2 separate regions of the Homo sapiens genome follow, and region 1 is linked to region 2. A link is an interaction called in ENCODE POLR2A ChIA-PET data of the cell type or tissue named here. Cell type or tissue: PC-9. All regions are shown on one strand.

Region 1 (2,500 bases), 440 kb before region 2:
CCACCTCCCAGGTTCAAGTGATTCTTCTGCCTCAGCCTCCCCAGTAGTTGGGATTACAGGTGCACACCACCACACCCGGCTAATTTTTTGTATTTTTAGTAGAGATGGAGTTTCACCATGGCTGGGCTGGTCTTGAACTCCTGATCTCAGGTGATCTGCCCGCCTCAGGCTACCAGAGTGCTGGGGTTACAGGCGTGAGCTACCGTGCCCGGCCCATCCATTTTATTTTTAAAATTCCTCCCTCGGCAGTGTTTGGGGTCCTGGCGGGAGGGTCCCAGAGCCAGGCAGAACAAACACTGGCTTGGGTTGGCTGGTGAGAGTCTTTCAGGGTAGTGTATCCTCCCGCAGAGCCCCCGCTGCTCTTTGAGGGAAGAGCCGATGGTTGGGGACCCAGACGTCTCTGCCAATCCCCCCCAGCCCTGGCACAGTGGAGGCAGCCCTAGCCCGGCCTCCAGCTGCCCTCCCGAGAGCTGCTGTTTCTGTGTCCTGTCTCCCTCTGACCTTCTTTATTTTCTCATCAAACAAAATCCGTGCCCTCTAGGATGAGAGGGAGATGAACGGGACCAGAAAAGTTTGTTTGGATTTGTGCGTGTGATCCTGGGATAACGCAAAACAGGATCGGGAAGGATGTGAAAGGGTTCAGGGAGAGAGGAGCGAAATGCCCGCGCCCCGCCCTGACACCCCGCTCTGCTCAGGACGCCCGGGGGCACAGACATGCTTGTGCCAAGACGCACCTGAACCGCCCCCTAGCCCTGCCCTCCCAGGACCCCCATCCCGTATTCTCCACGGCTTTCTAGCCTTCTCTATCTCCTCCAGAACTGGCCTGTGGGAACCCTCGGGTCTCAGCTCAGCCCAGCTCCAGCTTTGGTTCTGCGTCTCTAGGACATTTATTCTTCTCCAAGGACACACCTGCCTTCCTCAAGCCCCAGGATGCCACGGTTCTGCACTCCGCCTGTGGCCTCCACCCCCATTCCGCCATCACCCTCCCCCTCCCTGACTCTAGGACTGTAGATAAACCTTCAGCAACAAGATCACCAGGCACTGCTTTGACTTCAAGAGAATGACTTTTCCGCCAGTAAATTCTGTTTTCACATACGCAAATATGCCTCTACCTGGAAGATAGTCTGCTGTTATGCTATGCTTTTCTGCCAACGAGCTGAAAACCCCTGGAGCCTCCTCTGGCCTCAGGATGCCCCATTGAAGTGTTGGCAGAAGGCTTTTCTGTTTATCAGGTTAGAAAGCCCAGGTTCTAACTGGGCATCATTGGCCACAGTGTTTTTGCTGGTAACAGCCAGAAACAGAGCGCGGTATTACAGCCAAACGGTTTCTTTTCCTTCCTCCTCCTTTTCAAGGAAAGAACGAAGAACCCAGATGGAGGGGGAGGGTGTGAGTTTAATGTCAGGCTTAGACAGTAGTTCAGAAAGTGACCACGAGGAAAAATGTATTTTCCCCCTTCTCCCTCCGTCGCTCTTTTCATAAGATTCATTGCTTAAATTATGTGTGGAATATTTATTATCTAGTGTATGCTTAGAATGGAGAAATGTTTAATTGCTCAAATAAGCCTGATCTCTGAAAATCCTCAACTCGGTGTCTACAGAGTAACCAAATTATCCAAATGGTCATAGGGGAGAGGCAAGGTTTGCTGCACATTTGTGCCTCCATAGAAAAGACAGATTGCTGGCCGGGCACGGTGGCTCACGCCTGTAGTCTCAGCACTTTGGGAGGCCAAGGCGGGCGGATCACTTGAGGTCAGCAGTTCGAGTCCAGCCTGGCCAACATGGTGAAATCCAGCTTCTACTAGAAAAAAAAAAAAAAATTAGCCAGGTGTGGTGGCATGCACCTGTAATCCCAGCTACTTGGGAGGCTGAGGCAGGAGAATCGCTTGAACCTGGGAGACAGAGGTTTCAGTGAGCCAAGATCATGCCACTGCACTCCAGCCTGGGAGACAGAGGGAGACTCCATCCCCCCCCAAAAAAAAAAAAAAAGCTCATTGCGCTGGTGTCTTGTCCTTCCTGCTGTTTAACAGAAACAGAAGATGTTCCTTTAATGCAAAATCAGTTTTCCCTAACTTGTTGATTACACAATAAATTCTATCACAATTTTTTATTGTGTTAGGTAGTTTTTTAAAAGCCATTATTGTGTATTTCTAGTATTTCAGGCACTTAGAAGGAAAGAAAAGAAATATTACTTGCCCATTTAACTTGAATTATCATAGAATATAATTTGAGATTTTCGTGGCAATTGGAGCTCTCAGGTGAAAAAAAATATGACTTTGCCTGGGTGCAGTTGCTCATTCCTGTAATCCCAGCACTTTGTGGGGTTGAGACGGGAAGATCACTTGAGCCCAGAAGTTTGAGACCTGGGCAACATAGTGAGACCTCGTTTCTACAAATTTTTCTACAAAAAATCTTGTAGAAATTTTTTCTACGAAAAATTTTTCAAAATTAGCCAGGCACGGTGGTGTACACATATGATCCCAGCTACTTGGGAGGCTGCGTTG
Region 2 (2,500 bases):
GCGAGCAGTAAACAATAGTGATCCTTCTACTTATTACAGTGCTGTCTGGAATTTAGAAAACCCTGAAATCATTTAAATACTAAGCAGTGAGGAATTGGTTAAACAAAATAAAATAGAGCATTATTTATTAAAATTATTGAATAACTGATAATTATCAAATTACTGAAACTGATCAATTTTTAATAACATGAGAAGCTGTTTTTATTTATAACGAGGGGAAAAAAATGATAGTAAGTGACCTAGGTAAGCTCGAATGTCCTCTTGAGTTTTTCATTTCCCCACTAACACATCCCTTGTTACTAAGCCTAGCTTGTTCTGTCTTGTATGGGCAAGAAATCAGTATTTTTGAATCCCAGGCATAAAAAACATTATATAAAAGCAAAGTCATCTTACCAAAATCTCTTTTATTGCAATTCTCATCACTTTTTCAGTCTCGTTTATTTCCAGAGGTCTGGCAATGGCTTCTGTTCTCATTTCCTAGGAAACAGTAAAATCATTTACGTATATTTTCAGAAAAGGAGTTCTCAAAACCAGTATTCCTAGATCTAGATGTGCCTTATAGACTGATTCTCCGAAGTTTATTGCCATGTGGATCTCTGATGCAAAAACACTGCCACCATCACCTCCTATAATGTCTTCCATTATCTGAGTGCCTACCCAGCTCTCTCCAGAGCTCAAGGTCCTCCTTTTCAGCCAGAGGCCTAGGTGACCCCAACTCTATGAGCAAAACTGAACTTAGCATCCATTATCTTTTCTCCCAAATTTGCTGCTGCTTCTTTTTTTTTTTTTTAAATAGAGATAGGGTCTCACTATGTTGCTCAAACTCCTAGGCTCAAGTGATCCACGTTCCTTGGTCTCCCACAGTGCTAGGATCACAGGCATGAGTCACTATGCCCAGCCCCAATTTGCTTCTTTACCTGCATTCTGTCCAGGTGACTCCCAAACTAAGCATCTTTCTTAGCATGAAGTCCCTCTCAGTTGCCTATCACTAACAAACGCAACCGATAAGAACAGTGACCATGGCCCTGCCCCTAGCATGAACCATTAACCTATCAAGGGAGACATCTGTGACTATCATATCAGTGCTGAAAACTTCTGAGACATGGGATTGTAATGTGGATATAGTTATGAGGTTTACTATAGACAATGTTTGTGTGACCCCAAAATTCCTATGTTGAAACTCGAAACCACAATGTGATGATGTTAGGAGGTGATTAGCTCCTAAGAGAAACCCTGGGGAGATCCCTCACCCCTGCTGCCATGTGAGGACTCAGCAACAAGGCACCATCTGTGGGGAACAAGCCCTCGCCAGACACTGAAGCTGCTAGTGCTTTCATCTAGAACTTCCCAATCTCCAGAACTGTGAGAAACAAATCTGTTATTTATAAGTCACTCAGCTTATTGTGTTTTGGGACGGCAGCCTGAACAAAGTAAGACAAGGTTCCTGAAGCACTGTGTCAAAACTCGTCTTGTGCTTCCTTTCATCCACGGTGCACCTGGTGGGAATGGCTGAGGGCAGGGTGAGGACTTAGTCAAGGAGGCAGAGCTCAGTGCCTTGCCTGTGGCTGAGGCTGCACCTCAGTAAATGTTTACTGAATGAAAGAAAAACAAACACTGGATAGGCGCTCTTCCTCGGATCATGACTACACACAGAATTTGACAAGTACTACATTCAGGGTCTCATGGTTTCCTTGGGAACAGTTTCAGCCACTGGTTACTTCATCATTCTTTACAGGATGGTGTTGAAAGAGACCCCGTGGGATGGAAATGAAGTCTCACAATGATGCCACAGCTCTAGTGGCAATCAGCAAGTGGCCAGCTCCTGTCTCTGAGTCTCTTAGGGACATGTACAGACATATGTACACCACTGCACTACAAACAGAACAGGGGAAAGCCTGGAGGTACCTTACTCATCATCTGAATTAGCTAGCAGATGTCAGTGGCAGTTTCATTCTGCCAACCACACTTCATCAGGTGGCAACTGCCGGGTCAATATATGATGAGCAGACATAGCAATCTAGCACCTAAGTCCCTCTTCCCCAGACTTCCACTTCCAGTTTGCTCCCAGGGTATGCCAGAACACAGGCAAGGCAGTGAGAGAGAGAAGCCATGGCTGGCACTCTTGCTAGGAAGTGAATGAAAGAAATTCATTTAGTTTTAAAGCATTAGATTGAGCACATATGCTTCAAATGCCATAAATCTTTACAGGTAAGGATTAAACACTACTCCACTCTAGGCCAGACGCAGTGGCTCATGCCTGTAATCCCAGCACTTTGGGAGGCCGAGGAAGGCGAATCACTTGAGATCAGGAGTTTGAGACCAACCTGGCCAACATGATGAAACCCCATCTCTACTAAAAATACAAAAATTAGCCGGGTGTGGTGACACATATCTGTAATTGCAGCTACTCAGGAGGCTGAGGAAGGAGAATCACCTGAACCTGGGAGGCGGAGGTTTTAGTGAGCCGAGATTGAGCCACCGCACTCCAGCCTGGGCAACA

What was found. ChIA-PET counts read pairs that join two places held together with the same protein. Peaks named below come from ENCODE experiments on the same cell type or tissue, not always from the same donor. Only the 100,000 strongest peaks of a DNase experiment are listed, where the experiment ranks them.
Region 1: POLR2A ChIA-PET joins it to region 2 with 6 read pairs; 3 of 35 experiments call an interaction of 5 or more read pairs at or near these places.

The regions. Positions count from the first base shown.
Region 1 is chr16:3,955,974-3,958,473 of GRCh38, reverse strand. It overlaps a transcript of ADCY9 not described here. Among named protein-coding and RNA genes, the nearest start is that of TRIDDENT, 6.8 kb to the right of the region's middle. In PC-9, no CTCF peak of the experiment used is centred here; no DNase peak of the experiment used is centred here.
Region 2 is chr16:3,513,485-3,515,984 of GRCh38, reverse strand. CLUAP1 (clusterin associated protein 1) reads right to left here. Exons shown (of 12, transcript NM_015041.3): 6 at 394-477. Among named protein-coding and RNA genes, the nearest start is that of CLUAP1, 14 kb to the right of the region's middle. In PC-9, no CTCF peak of the experiment used is centred here; DNase peaks (open chromatin) are centred at 1,084 and 1,604; H3K27ac peaks cover 1,523 bases.